Regions from separate parts of the Mus musculus genome. Here region 2 is linked to region 1. A link is a loop called in an ENCODE intact Hi-C map of the cell type or tissue named here. Cell type or tissue: left cerebral cortex. All regions are shown on one strand. Links, peaks and the distances in the headings refer to the core of each region. The heading gives the core; the rest is flanking DNA. Region 1 overlaps Gramd1b (GRAM domain containing 1B). Region 2 has its middle 28 kb from the start of Scn3b.

Region 1 (7,874 bases), core at 1,026-6,025:
TTCAGCACCCTCTGCATTGCACCCATGCCTACCTCATGTTTAGTCACCTTTCTCCTGTCTCCTCGTCCCACCCATGCCTGGCTTCTGCCTACCGCATTTGGCTGGAGCACTGGGATTTTCTTTGTGGATCTTAACTTGTTTCTTGCTAGGTGAGGTCAGTGCTGAACCCCAAATCCTCTTCCGTCCTGACCAGGCTCTCTCACCCCCTCCTTTGTGCTAAACCTGGAGAAAGGGTACCAGTTGGTCCCAGCACCCAGTGTTTGCCATAGAGTTAATGTTTAACTAAGGGCAATTCCGGCTCCTGGGATCCTGGCCCTGCCCTGCCCTGCCCAGCCCTTGGTGAGAGGGTGGAGGAGACAAAGGCTAATGCAGACTGATACTCATTTCCTATGACATTATCTCTCGGAGTTGAGTGTAAACTGTCCCTGTCTCATCCAGATAGTAACCCACTCGACTGTCCTGTGTCTATGACTAGATATCAGTGTTCCCAGGGAATTTCTGTTAAGTACCTGGAGCCTCCTGGAACTATCTATAGCACCTGTATCTTGGGTGTGGTATGGACCTGAAAAGAGATACTGTGATCGCCCTGGAAATCGGAATTGTGGAATCCACCTGTCACAGAATTTGAGGACCACTGATGCATAATACACTGAACTTGATCTTTTGATAGAGTCAGGGCAGCAACTAGGCTCCAAGAAGCCAGCCTCAAGAAAGTAGGGGTCTGTACATGCATGTGTGTATGTCGCGTGTGCATGTGTGTGCTCTTGAGTGTCTGTCTGTCTCTGTCACCCTCTATTTCTGTCTATGCCAATAGGAAGATAAATAATACATTTATGTGGTGAAATTTTTACATAACATATGAAATACTAACTGCTAGAAAAGATTAAACTAAAGGATGGGTCATTCCTAGCGAAGAAGAAGGCAGCATCCAGTGGCGTGGGATCTACCATAGGATGGATGAAGGAAGGCAGGTGTCCTTCAAGATGGAAAGAGGAGAGTGTTAGAAGACCCCTTAATCAGGGATTCTTTGTCCTCTATTTACCCTAACAATGACTGTCATGTTCCTCTTAATTGGTGTGTCTGGCTCTGAGACCCAAGAATGTGTATTCTGCGTCATCACTGGGGTTATTTTTAAATATGCCAAAGTTTAAGCACAGGAAATTACCAAGGCTTATAAGACAAAAGACCATTACCCATGATGCACCAGCTCAAGACCTTCCTGATAGGGTAGGTTATCTGGGAGGGTTATAGGGTAGGCAAGGGAGCTGCTTCAATTATTTCGAAGATCTCGGAGTCTCTGCCTTCCTAGTTCCAATGCTGTCTATCCTTTCTCAACCTCTCTGTTTAGAGTAGTGGTTCCTAACCTTTCTAATGCTGCAACTGTAGAATTATTCTTGTTGCTACTTTATAAGTTGGCTACTGTTGTGATTTGTAATGTAAATATCTGATATGTAGGCCATCGCTATGTGACCCCTGTGAAAGGGTCACTTGACCCCCAAAGGGGTCTCAGCCTACAGGTTGAGAACCACAAGCATAGCACCCTTTCTCCTTAGCTGTCTTTTCAGTTGTCTCCTTCTTTTACTTAACTCTTTCCTTCTAACCAGGGTCCATAAGGTCTGCTCTGGCTATTTGGCCCTCAAGGTCTGAGTAGCTGTCTGCAAATGCTTGGCTTTGATCCTGTGTCTCCTTTGTATGGAAGGTGGGGCACAGTTCTTGGGGAACTCACATTGGGCAGACCTCAACTTCTCCAGGCTATCGTTCCAGCTTCTCTGTGACCAGCACATTGGAAACTCCCATGTTTGCTGTTGGTTGCATCAGAGAAGTTGCCGAATAGATGGGTTCCTTGGAGGAGAGCTGTCTCATAAGAAATCCCTAGTCTATTCAGTCTCAGATTTCATATTTCACCAGAGCTGTGATGCCCTTGGCACCTCCCCTTCCCCGCCTCCACTGAGAGCCCTGGCCAGCAACTTTCCATTGCAGGAAACATCTGCTGGTGAGGCCAGGCTAGGCCTGGGGTTACTGCAGGACATTGGCCAGGCCCATCACCCAGATCCTGTAACTTGAAGCATGTGTGGGGCTCTGGCCTTGCCCGCCCACCAGCCCTGCCTCCCTCCCTCAGGGCCCAGTGACTCTTAACAAAGAAGTCATTTGCTGGCCAGTTGAAAGCTGCACGGTCTGGAGGAAAAAGGGGTGTGTACAGGGCTGGGATGAGAGCAGACCCTGTGTTGCAGCTAAGTGGTGGCCCTTTTTTTTTTTTTTTTTTTTTTTTTTTTTTGCCTGGGTGAGAGATGTGAGTCACAGCGATGCTGGCCTGGCCCCGGGGAGAGAAAGCACAGTGACTGAACAGGCCAATCTGTGAGGCAGATCTGGACTAAGGATCTGGGCCACCATGGGCCTCTTTGGAGCTTCTGATCCACTTGTGAGTCACTCGGCGTGTGAGTAGCCAGTATGGACTAGGCCTCTGGAGCCAGCTGTGCCTCATCCTGCTCTGGAAAGTTCACCTGTTCACATGGGGCTGCGCTTCCGCAACTCACAGCCTGTGTTGTGTACCTGCCGTATCTATGTCGTCTGGCCTTACCCGGACTCTTGAGTGACTGCACCAACCAGGGAGTGTTGCCTGACCACACCCCCCCTCGGGGCTGCCCCCAGACTGAAGACAAGGGAAGCATGAAGCAGAGTCCAGCTCTTGGAGACTGGCCAGCCAGCCTTCTCTGAGAACCATGGTTCTTATATCTTTTCACTCGTGAGAGCTTGAACTGGGAGCACAGCTCTGAGAGAGGAAAGAATATCGGCCGGGGTTATATAGAAGGCAAGAGATTACCTTGTGTTCAGTCCAGGCGAGACTCACTGTTTTTACTCTGAGGGAACCTGAGAACCAGCATAAGGACCGAGGTCCCTTGCCTGGGACATTTGTTGGGGGTGATGGAATCTCTGACAGAATCTGGGGTCCTCTGGAGCCTCCTGCTGGAACTGGACAGCCAGTCTCTGCTGTGGTACTTGAAGAGGCTTGCTGATGCACCTGTTGGTGCCGAATGCTACTGCTGGCACGGATCTGAGAAAATCCCAGCCGTGAGTTTGTGACCCGAATTCTCTGTGTCCCTGTGACTGTTCTGTGCGCACTCTCATGCCCCTCATGGCCTGGCTGAGAGCGGCAGATTTGACAACCCTTGAGCCAGAACTCTTTGGCCATTTTATAGAGGTGAGCCTTGTCTCACCGTTGGAAGAGAGCGTTCTAAGAGTACACAGGAAGTGAGTATAGAGGATTATGTTCCCCAGCATCGGAGGGGGCATAGGATTGTAAGCCGAGTATGCCCATCCAATGTGTCTTTGTGCTTTTAGTACAGGGAGGCTGGCCAATCGTCTACATCAACAGACAATAGAATGAAAACAGGTACAAATGTGAGAGAGGAAGTGTGCCTTATTCCTCCCCACTGCTATAAAGGACCAATGCCTTTTCCTGCCTGCTTTTGGGAGAGATTGTACCTAGACTTCTGTGTCTCCACTTCTGTGGGTTCCAGAGCTCTCATTGGATATGATAGAAGCCTGGGGAAGGGGAAACTGTGGGTGGAATTTGGAACTTGGCATCAGGTACCTGGATGGCTAGTGCCCAGTTTACCCATGAGGAGGATTGGCGAGGGGTGGGGGGGGGCGTCTCATGCAGGAACTTTGTAAAGACTCCTCTAGAAATGTGAGAGGCTAGCTAGTGGGAGCCCTAAAGCAGGTGACTGTCCCCTCCCATGAGAATGCCACTTATTGGGAAGCCCTGTTGGTTTCTTTCTGGCAGTTGGCTAGGACCCTTGTTCCATTCCCACTAGGTTTCCACATCCCTCAGGCAAGTTGCTTAGCCTCTGCCTCATGTTCGGCAAGTGTGAAGTTGCATACTGACATCTACTCCGTGTGGCGTGTATGTGGTGGGCTTGTGCTTGCTCTTGGGTGGTTATTCATTCGACAGTAGCCTAGAAGGTGAGTTGGATATCGTGAGGAATATGAGTGAGGTTGTCAAGCAAGGGTTTCCTATGTGTGGATTCTGGTCTCAGAGGCTGGCTGACTGGGTGGGGAGCATTTGCATAGTGTTTAGTGATCCTTGGAGGACTATCAGGATAGTCTTTCCTAGCTGTAGAAATCATAGGATAGTTAAGATTCCAGATATCTTCCTCCCGTGGTCTGGAACTCTGGTTCAAGCACATATAGGAGATTTGGGAAGTTTGAAAATTATATGATAGCATGGTGTACTTTGGGAAAAGGTAACTGGGCCTCTCATATTACACATGTAAGCCAAGAATAAAAGCTTGAAATTCGAATTATAGACAGATTGATGAGAAGTTTCTTTTCCCAGCTCTTCTCTGGTTTCTCCCTCTTAGCTTGCACCTAAACTCACACAGTTTACTCTCCAACGTGCTTCACGGTCCCCTTCCTGTAGTCAGAGCGATAGGCAGTAGCTCAGGCTGGCAGCCTTTGGTTCGGATGTGAGCAGTCTCCAGACTCTGTTTCCACGTGGTTCATTTAGCTTCATAGAAAGTTGAAACGTGAACAAGTGAAGTGTCCGTCCATCACCAGCTGTATGTCTGTGAAATTCTCAGGGAAGTGGGTGAGAGGGTAAGAGGCCAGAAACCATATATGTCACTGCCAACAGGACAATCTGTTCCTCCAGCATGGGTCTCTGGCCAAGGGTCAAGAGCCGTGTGTGTGTGTGTGTGTGTGTGTGTGTGTGTGTGTGTGTGTGTAAGTAGGTCAGCACATGGCCTAGCAGAATACAGAGGTGCCTCTAACCTCATGTGTGGCTCTCCCTAGGTTGCACACATTTTATTTAGTCCTGGCTGTCCTAAAACTTGCTCTGTAGACCAGGCTGGTCTTGAACTCAGACTGGCTGGTTGTGCAGTCTTTGCATAATCCTTGAGAGTCATTCATCTATAGCCACCCTTCTTTTTTTTTAAACTTGCATTCATTTGTAAAGTGTTTTTTGAAAGATTCATTTTTATCTTGTGTGCCTTCATGTGTATCTATGTGAGGGTGCCAGATTCTCTGGAATTAGAGTTTTAGACGGTTGTGAACTGCCATGTGGGTGCTGGGAATTGAACTTGGATCCTCTGGAAGGGCCACCAGTGCTGTTAATTGTTGAGCCATTTCTCCAGTTCCCCATCCCTTAAAGAAAATACTTTTAAGACTGTATTCTCTGAAAGGTCAGAATCCCCCACTCTTGGACTGGCTGGTGGGGTTTCTAAGGAAGCTTGCTCAGCTAATCTGTGGGAACGAGCCTGCCTGCAAGGGATACACACATTTTTTTTTTTTAAGATCTGGTTCTCTATTTTGTACAAGTCCCTGGTCCTCTCCTGACTCCTAGCGTTTATGGAGAATATACTCTCATCTTGGGGTCTGCCACTTAGTAGCTGGGTGCCCTTGGGCATAGGGCTTTTCTCTTGCCTTGGTTTCCTTGTAGATGGCTTGGTACGATTAGGGACAGGAGTGTCATGCTTCTGTACCAGATGTGCTTTTAGCATCACAGCTTTTTTTTACCCCATTACTGGAACTTTTTCTTAGTGCCATGTTTTATGATTTTTTTAAAATCATGTCTTTAGCTCACGGTGTTAGTCATAACAGACTTCAAGAAGTACACAGCGTTCAGTCATCTTCCAAGTCCTGCCAAGACGAGAGCTAGCATGGCCCTCAGGTCCTTTCCACTGCCAAGGCAGAGCTGGCAGAAAGCAGGGCAGTGATAGCTGTCATCATGGGCCTGGACTCACTTGAAGGTTTCCTTCCTTGCTGTCTGTCCTTAGAGTATATGTGGACCCCAACTTCATAGATCTCATTGACCAACACTGAATGGTTTTTCAGGACCAGGTCCTTTGTGCTATTTGTCCACGCCCCTTTCTTCACTTGGCCTCCCAGAGACTATGGGAAGAGAGCTTATCTCGTCGTCTTTCCAACACACAAGCATCCGCCAGCCTCTACCCCAGCATCCGCTATCTCTAATCCTATAGTATGTGGGTCCATTGCCCTAATCTTGGCTGTTGTCCTGCAGGTGCTAAGCCCCACTTACAAGCAGAGAAATGAAGACTTCAGAAAGCTCTTTAAGCAACTTCCAGACACGGAGCGCCTCATTGTTGGTGAGCTAGTAACCTGGGAAGGGGCCAACCAGGAAGTCTGGGAGTTCCAGAGAACACTCAGGCTGCTTGCTTCTGACCAGAGGCTGAGAGCCAACACAAGCAAGCAGGTGGAGCTGGCCACATGGCGAATAAACATCTGTAACACAGACATCTTGAGTCCCAGATCAAGTGCCATGCCTGAGGTCCCCTTGAGGGCCTACCCAGGAGAGATACACTTAACTTCTGCACATGGCTGCTCCTTAGAACTGATGGCCGTCATGGTAGTAGAAGGTTGGAAATCAATGAAACAGCCACTGGCCTTTTTAAAAATCCTGCCAGTCGTTGGCTGTCATACTGATTCATTATCCTGCCACCAGGCTGTAGTGTCCTTCATCCCTTGTGTGTTCTGACCATAAGATGTCAGAGACTTCTGTGGCTGCATACCTAGTCAGCAGCAGATGGCTGGACTCCCCCCAGTACTGGAGGGAGGGGTGGTATGCTCACTGTACGCTGGTTGGCTGAAAATGTCTCCTGCCTCTGAACTTCCTGCTTCCTACACAGATTACTCTTGTGCACTCCAAAGAGACATTCTTCTTCAGGGCCGACTCTACCTCTCAGAAAATTGGATCTGCTTCTACAGCAACATCTTCCGCTGGGAAACCCTGGTACAGAGCTTGGACTTGGGTTGGTGGGGGATCGTGTGGGATGTAGGTGCTGCAGCTCAGTGGTGGTACTCTTACCTGGCATGCACAAGGCTTCTCTGTGCTTGGTCCCCAGAATTGGAAAAAAAAAAAAAAAAGAGGAGAAAGCCCCAGACTTGTTCCTCTGGGCAATCATCTTGGTCATGACTGTGCAAGCCGCCTTCATCTTCTTCATTTGCTGACTTTGTGTTTTTCCCAAGCCTTTATGTTATGTATACTGGTTTTTCCCCATAATAGACAGGGTTTCTCTGTATAGCCTTGGCTGTCCTTGAACTCACTCTATAGACCAGGCTGGCCTTGAACTCAGAGTTGTGCCTGCCTCTGAGCCATCACCTTCTGGCTACATTTTATGTTGTTAATACAAGCCCATGACTGAACACTTGATACCCAATTCTGAGCTCCAGTAGTGCTATCGCTTCTGCTATGTATATCTTTCCTATCTCTTGGGTGCGAGGGGCAGCAAACCAAACCAAACCAAACCAAAACAAAACAAACAAACAAACAAACAAAAAAACAAGAAAAACAAAAAACCAAAGCAAAACATTTTTCTTTGGCTAATGTAGATAGCTATCTGGTGTGAGTTACAACAGAGGGAGACATCACTAAGTAGGAAGGATATTGGCTGTAGAGCTCAGAAGAATTTTATTAACTATGATTTTAGATTGGTTTATTTTTGCCTTTGTTTCCTTATCTTTTAAAATAAGATGGAGAAAGACTACTTAGATGGCATCATAAGACCATCCAGCGCCAATATTCTGTGGTTTTATAAGCAGAATAATGGCAGATCCAATGCCCATGTAGCAGGTTGTAGAATCTAGGTACCCTTGGCTGTAGATAAAGGCTAGATGTTCCTTAGTGTGCAGTCTCTGTGACATTAAGGTTTAAATTATATGATCTCAAAATTGGTCCCTTCCAGGCCAGAGGTATGAGAACCATGATTTGATTTTGCCTGGCAACTAATAGTGCCATATAAACAGTCCTTGCCCTATTGTACTAATACCCTCTTTTGCTTGTTACTCATGCTCTGTTACCATGGGGATGCCAGCTGACAGTCCGTTTGAAAGATATCTGCTCCATGACTAAAGAGAAA
Region 2 (7,874 bases), core at 1,185-6,184, 78 kb after region 1:
GGAACTCTGTGCCTTTTGGGTCATCACATTTACCCCAGAGCCCAACTCCATGTGACACCATTTGAGTGACTTCCCTGCCTCCTCTGTTTTCTCTTCCCTTTTTCCTTTCTTTCCATCCTCCTCTTTCTCCCTGCTCCATTGTGTCCCCCCCCCCCCCGCAGTCATGAGAATTAAACTCAAGGCTTCATATATGTTGAACATGCACTCTTGCTCAGCGACACTCTCAGCTCTGTCTTAATCAATGAATTCTTTGCTGAAGGAAATGTTTAGTGTATTCATTTTTGAGAATTCTGTATGTTAGTACTATGTTTACATCTTTCTCACTTGATCCTCTCCCTTCCAACTCCTCTCATGTCCCTTGTTAAACTCACGACTTCTTATTATTGTTAGAAGTTTGTGTGTGTGTGTGTGTGTGTGTCTGTGTGTTGTGTGTGTCCGTGTGTGTTTTAGGGTTAGCCATTTGAGGTTGGATAACCTATCAGGAGGCTTGTTCCTGGAGGAGGCTGATTCTCCTTTTTTAGCATCCATTAATTGCCTGTAGCTCTTCATAGAAATCAGGATAGGTGAGGCCCAGGCTGATCAGGGACTTTCTTTTTGAGGTATGGAGAAAGAACTTAGTTCCTTGCCTAAACCAGGCACATGTTTAGAAAGGCTTGGGGCCAGGGTCTTGGGGAAGCTTCTGTTCTCCAGATCCTGAGAACTCAACCCTACTTCCCAGCTTGAAGGGCTGTGGTTATCAGTCCCAAGGTCACTGAGCTCTTGGTCTGAGCTGCACTTGAGCTATCCTGTGCTGCCTTAGTGCAACCTTGCTTGATTAGGTCTCTGGGACTTCATGATTGCATGATAGCTATTTGCTTACTCTGTTTCATTCCTATATCTGAAAACTGTATATAAGTTTTTCCTAAATCAGTCCACAATCAAGAAAATGCCTCACAGGCCAATCTGGTGGGTATGTTTTTCTCAATTGAGGTTTTTCTCTTCTCAAATGACTTTAGCTTGTGTCAAGTTGACATAAAACCAAACAGCACATACTCTGCAGAATACCGATATCTACAAGGGTGATCTAAAATCTACCAGTGAAACCAACAAAAACAAAAGCCAAACAACAAAAACTAGTGTTGTCTTCCATCCTTGAATACTGTATTCTTCCTCAAACATCCAGGCTCTTCCTGAGACTTGTAACTATGCAGTAAGCTTTTGTAGGCAAGTTATTCAGGGTTTATGGGAAGGGTCTTATCCAGGTATAGAGAAGACAGCTGTGGACTGAAGAGAGAGAAAGGGGGAGGGGGGAGGATGGGAGGGAGAATGGAGGAAAACGAGAAAAAAGATGGAAGGGAGGAAGGAAACCAAGAGGGTACTGACCCTATGTAAAGATCCTAAGTCCTCCTTTGTAGCTATACTTGATCGCAAAAACATCAGATGTGGTTAGAGATGACAAAAACATTCACAGAAAAATGGAATTCCCCCAGGGTAAAAGCACCTTATATAATAAGATGACAGAAAATGATCCTCAGCGATAAGTGGAAAGGCTATGACCACAAATCAAGTGCAGCATTTTCCATGGTACTGGGAATTCGGAAGTAGGTGACATTGCAGCTCAGCATAAGATCTAGAGCTGAATTTCTAGCTTTTCCCTCTCATTGATACTGTTTGTATTCTTGGGCTAGTGACTACCATTTCCTGGGCTGATGTCTTCTGACAGCTTGTCACTGTTTTACACATGATTCTTTGATCCATCCGTTTCAAACATTCATTGAGTTAATAAATCAATCATCAGACACCTATGGAGCATGTGCAGTATGCCAGGCACTCTTCTTGGCTCTAATGGCAAAGCAGTGTGTATGACAATCTGCCCTCATTCGGGCGCGATGGTGCCCACCTATGGCCAACACTCAGAAGGCAGAGGGAGGAGAATTGCAAGTCTGAGGACAGCCTGGGCTACATGGCAAGACTTGACCTCATTCCTACCCTTGAAAAGCACAAGTAAATGATTAAAAACGATCATCTTCGTTACTAGGGATACACCCTAGTGAGGGTAGCATGTATGCTTTAAATCCTTCACAGTCCTAATGATGCAAACATTGCAGGGATTGTGTAAGTTATAAGAGACCTGTGTTCTAGTCTCAGTTGTAAATCTGAGTTATCATCTCTCTTTGTATTCAAAGATGCATTCAGCCCAGGAATATTGAAAAGACAATATATTCCAAATCAGATACTGAATCCTGAAGAGAAAAAAGTATCTCAAAAGTGAGCTGCCCCCCCCCCCCCACAAAGCTTTAATCTGCAGGATTTATTTATTTATTTATTTATTTATTTATTTATTTATTTATTTATGTGTTTCTCTGCCTGTCTGACTTTATGTATCTGTGTGTGAAATGTTCTTAGCTGGGTTCCTTTTTTTTTTTTTCGAGACAGGGTTTCCCTGTATAGCCCTGGCTGTCCTGGAACTCACTCTGTAGACCAGGCTGGCCTCGAACTCAGAAATCCGCCTGCCTCTGCCTCCCGAGTGCTGGGATTAAAGGTGTGCGCCACCACGCCCGACAGCTGGGTTCCTTTTAAGCCTGCAGTGTGCTGTCATTGGACAAGAAATGCACATGTTGGTCACATGAAGCCAGCTCAGACACAATACACGCAACTGGTGCCCTTAGCTATACCTGGCCTTCCAGGCCATGCCCAAGAAAGTATCAGTAAAGATCAGGATTTTGGGAGTCAAAAGAGCATTACTGTTGTGTATTTGGACATGAATCTGTTTGGGGGAACACTTCATAATTGTGGGTTACAGGGAATCTTGAAGGAGGGGAGGGAGGGGTAATGCTTTGTTTGGTCTGTGTACCACACCCCCATTCTCATCTTAGAGTGGATGGTCCGTTTTAGTTCCTGCTTGTTGTCACATTATAAGGGGGAGGTGCTTTTTCTCCTGAAAGAGTTTCCATGGCAACCTCATCCAGCAGGCAAAGAACAGCAGCTCTCTTAGCTTCAGCTCAAAGGTTGAGAGATAAAAATATACTCTCATTAATCCAGGATCCATGTATGGTTAGGACAGGAATTACCTGAAAGTGTCAAACCAGCTGGGGTGAAATTTGATATTTTCTTGCATTTCTTAAGACACACAACAGACCACCAAAGAAAGAGCTGGTGCTCTGCCTTCAGCCCAGCTCCTTGGGAAGCAAGGCTGCTTCCGTGAGGCTGGATTTGGCTGTTAGCGTTTCTCTCCGAAGATCTCTCCCCTGCACTTTCATATTGCAAAAGATCCTGTGACCTGGGCGCCAACATGGCTGGATAGGAAAGCACAGAGTACAAATGCTAGTTCAGGGTTGATTATTATACCCTCACAACTCGAAATCAACCGTTTAGCCACAAGCTTCACGACACCTCCGCGTTTCTTTTCTTTCTTTCTTTTTTTTAAGCTTTAAAACTCTACCTTCCCCGATGAACGCCCAAGTGAACAGTGAGGCTTAAATGAGGGCATAAATATGGAACATTTTTCCGGACGTGGGAAAGCTGTGCTAATGTACACGGCGAGGAAGACTATGATTAATGTGCTCGAGCCTGCTAAGGGAGGGTGTGTGGGAACAGGCAGTGCCGCTCTCCCTTCTGGGTGGGAGGGGAAGCCGTGCTCCCTCAGCAAAGGGACATTCGCTCTCAAACGGGCCACGCCCACAAGGTAGAGCTTCCATCCCCCACCCCCACTAGAAGTGCAGTCTCTGCCTTAAATCCAGAATAAATTCCCCCTTCATTCCACCCACCCACCCACACAGATGTGTTCCCTACTTCCCATGTGGCACCCTCAGATCTACCCCAGCCTGCCTGTCTGCTGCTGGCTTTGTGCTGGGCCTGTGCTCCCGCAAGGACATCACTCCGTTCCTTGAGCTGTGAGGCTCCCTTTCTTTCTCAGGCATTGTTAACTTTTCTCCAGCAGGCTCTAGTGCTGCGGTCTACTTCTCTCTGTTGCTGCAGCTGCTTCCCCCTTGGAGTGTGCATTTCTTGCTCCACCCAACCAATCTCAGCGCACTACAATGACCCTTGCCAGCGACTAACCCTCAGGAAGAAGTCTTTAACATCTTGGGAGATACCTTAGTTTTAACATTTTTATGTCAAGGTGGAGAGATGGTTCAGCGGGCAAAAGCTTACCAGGAAAGCCCGACCACTTGAGTTCAATGCAGGGAGCCCGGGACCGGGAAGGAGAAGATCAACTCTTGAAAGTTGTCCTCAGACTTCCACACACTCAGAGCACACGATCACACTCACAAGCACCATTCACACAACAACAGATTTTAAAAATCCCTCTTAATTTGGCCTTCAGTTTCCCTAACCTTTAAAAAACAATTGTCAGTTCTCCTGACTACAAATACTGAGTCTGTGCCGTCTTTACCGGACTCCCAGTGGGAACATCTTGGAGACTCAGAAGTCTGGCCTTGGTGCCCGTGTGAACTACACTATGAACCCCCCCCCCATTCACTTGTCTTCATTTCTTCTTTCAGTGTTGAGAAATAAACCTAAGTGTGTGTGTGTGTGTGTGTGTGCGCGCGCGCGCGCGCATGCATGTATGTGTGCACTTGCCCATGTATGCATGTGCAGAGGTTGAGCAATTCTGGGTTAAAATTTTGGAAATGAGTGGGTAGATGCTTATGGTATCTACAGGCTCACCCTCCCTTTTGTTGGGTATTTCAGCTAAGGTCATCCCCCGTTGGGTTCTGGGAACATTTTGCTTTCCTGGAATTTTGGAACTTTCTGGTGGTTACTCCCTGTTCCCCGCCCTCTATTGCTATGCACCTCTGTTCTATTTCCTGACCCTCAGTATATCGCCCCCGACTGCTGCCATACCTGATTCTGCTCTCCCTTTCCCCTCCCCCTCCTCCTTTCCTCCCAAGTCCCTCCCACCCTCTACCTCCCGGGAGTATTTTATTCCTCCTTCTAAGAAGGACTGAAGCATCCAAACTACAGGTATCCTTCTTCTTGAGCTTCATATATGGTCTGTGAGTTGTATCATGGGTTTTCTGAGCTTTTTCCCTAATATCCACTTATCAGTGAGTGACTGAGCCAGCTCAGTTGGTCAACAGGTTCTCCCAGGCAGGGGCAAAGGATTAAAAAGAAAAAGGACAATTAGACAACACTGTAGCATGACCCCAGCCAGTTCTGAGGCTGAAGCGGGTTTATTATTTTTCCAGTCTGCTTTTATACCATTTTTGTACACACAAAATAATAAGATCAGTTCTAGGTCAAGAAAAAAGCAAGGCAGTAAACAAAATCCTGTAAACAAAAGGAATGCCACATGTGCCTTGGCTGAGTCGGCTCTGAGATTTGCATTAATTCAAATGTAAATGTTCTTAGTCCGAGCCTTTTTCTTGAGTCCTAGCTCAAAGTCAGATTCCCTCCTTAAGCTCTCTTCCTTGTCCTGGCCAGAGGTCAATTTCCCTCCAAGTTTCTAGAAGTGGCCTCCAAAAGCTCTCCACAGTGAGTACATATCATGTGTGTTCTTTTGTGACTGGGTTACCTCACTCGGGATGATATTTTCTAGCTCCATCCATTTATTTGCCTTCGAATTTCATGAAGTCATTGTTTTTAAATTGCTGAGTAATTTACACTGTGTACCACATTTTCTGTATCCGTTCCTTTGCTGAAAAATATCTGGGTTGTTTCTAGCTTTTGGCTATTATAAATAAGGCTGCTATGAAAATAGTGGAGCATGTTTCCTTGTTTTTTTTTTTTAAAAGATTTATTTATTTATTTTATGTAAGTACACTGTAGCTGTCTTCAGACATTCCAGAAGAGGGAGTCAGATCTTGTTACAGATGGTTGTGAGCCACCACGTGGTTGCTGGGATTTGAACTTCGGACCTTGGGAAGAGCAGTCAGGTGCTCTTACCCACGGAGCCATCTCACCAGCCCATGTTTCCTTGTTATATGTTGGAGCATCTTCTGGGTATATGCTCATGAGTGGTATAGCTGGGTTCTCAGGTAGTACTATGTCCAGTTTTCTGAGGAACTGCCAAACCGATTTCCAGAGTTGTTGTACCAGCTCACAATTCCACCACCAGTGAAGGAGTGTTCCTCTTTCTCCACATCCTTGCCAGCATCTGCTGTTGCCTTAGTTTTTGATCTTAGCTGTTCTGAGTGATGTAAGGTGGAATCTCAGGGTTTTGATTTGCATTTCCCTGATGACTAAGGGTGCTTAAAAAATTTTTTTTTCTTTTTTGTTTTTTTGAGACAGTTTTTCTGTGTAGTCTTGGCTGTCCTGAAACTAACTCTGTAGACCAGGCTGGCCTCGGACTCTGAAGTCCACCGCTATCTGCCTTCCAAGTGCTGGGATTAAAGTCATGAACCACCACTGCCCAGCAAAATAAGCCTTTTTAAAAAAATTATTAAAAATTATTTATTTATCTTATGTATAAGAGTACACTGTAGCTGTCTTCAGACACACCAGAAGAGGGCATTGGATCCCATCTCTCCAGACCCCTGAACATTTCTTTAGGTGTTTCTCGGCCATTCAATATTCCTCAGTTGAGAAGTCTTTGTTTAGCTCTGTACCCCATTTTAAATAGGGTTATTTGGTTCTCTAGAGTCTAACTTCTTGAGTTCTTTGTATATATTGCATATTAGCCCTCTCTCGATGTAAGATTGGAAAGATCTTTTCCCAATGTCTCCTTTCTTGCTTCCTCTAATTGGGACTTCCCTTACTGTGTTAAATAAGAATTCTGAGAGTGGACATCCTTGCAAAGTTCCTGAAACTTAGGGGAGTCTCTAGCATATGATGTTAGCTATAGAAATATAGAAATATTAGTTTCCAGTTTTGATTTTGATTATTCTTCCTACTTTTGTATTAATGTGCATATGACTCATAAAATACAGTGGGAAGTGGTTTCTCCTCTTCCAGATGTCTGGCCTGCTGCTCTTTCTTGTCTGCCCTATTTGTCCTCACGGTGTTGTCACTACATCCCCCATTTTTATAGGGAATGTGGGAAAACTCACCTTCAAGTCACTACATGTAACTCAAAGTCCCCACAATGGTTCTTCCAAGTTACTGCCCATGTTCAAGATCAAACAGCTTCATCAGTGGAGACACAGAGCCTCTCGGTTCTCACAGGATAGAAACCCCCAGTAACTCTGCAACATCCTGGTCCCTGATCTCTACTGCTGCTTTGATAGTCAGAAACTCTGAGTGGACGTCCACAGAAAGTGACAGGTGCTTCTGATGTGTGGCCAGGATTGCAGATCAATAGTGTGGTGGTGTCTTAGTCCATTTGCAATGTAAGAGTAGGGCACTTTATGAAGAGCAGGCATCCATTTCTCACAGCACTGGAAGCTGGGAAGTACAAGGTCAAGGTGTTTTCTTGTTTGGTGAGAGCTGCTCCCTGTTTCCAAGACTGGACCTTGAGCTGCATCTTCCAGAGGAGAGTGGTGGTACTGTGCCTTTTGGGGAGATAGGTGAAGGCCAAGCAAATTAGATTTTATGCAAAGACCTCTTTTATTAGGGTATAAAGGGAGAAGCTTTTAACATAATCACCTCTTAAAGGCGCTGCTTCTTACTATCAAAACATAGGCAACACCTGAAGTTTGGAGATTCAAACTATTCTAACCAGAGCAGGGCGTGTCTGTGTGCTAGGGCAGCGGTGTTTGAACTCAGAATAATTAACTTCAAAGATTGATTTTTACATAGGCCTGCATGCACTCATGTGCTTTCTCATTGGTTGTGTATGCAAAACGTCTATGATTCAGGTAATGAAATTCTGGAGACTGTTGCAATTTGCCCCAAGTTTTATTTATTTTCCTAATCTGTTTATTTGTTTGTTTGTCTGTTTTAATCAAGAGTCACAACAGGCCTTAAAATCACCAGGGAAGCACACACTGGGAATCCTAATTTCAGCTACTCAGGAC

The links. Hi-C counts contacts between places; a loop is a spot of excess contacts. Peaks named below come from ENCODE experiments on the same cell type or tissue, not always from the same donor. Only the 100,000 strongest peaks of a DNase experiment are listed, where the experiment ranks them.
Region 2: a loop joins it to region 1, with 2.1 times the contacts of the local background. A loop is called at or near these places in 3 of 42 quality-filtered maps.

The regions. Positions count from the first base shown.
Region 1 is chr9:40,315,739-40,323,612 of GRCm38, reverse strand. It overlaps Gramd1b (GRAM domain containing 1B), which reads left to right. Exons shown (of 20, transcript NM_172768.2): 5 at 6,020-6,104; 6 at 6,645-6,748; 7 at 7,830-7,874. Among named protein-coding and RNA genes, the nearest start is that of 1700110K17Rik, 14 kb to the left of the region's middle. In left cerebral cortex, for the core only: CTCF peaks have their summits at 3,009 and 5,347; DNase peaks (open chromatin) are centred at 2,111, 2,359 and 5,633; H3K27ac peaks cover 2,447 bases.
Region 2 is chr9:40,237,408-40,245,281 of GRCm38, reverse strand. No RefSeq gene overlaps it. Among named protein-coding and RNA genes, the nearest start is that of Scn3b, 28 kb to the left of the region's middle. In left cerebral cortex, for the core only: no CTCF peak of the experiment used is centred there; DNase peaks (open chromatin) are centred at 2,922, 3,165 and 3,585; H3K4me3 peaks cover 843 bases; H3K27ac peaks cover 1,698 bases.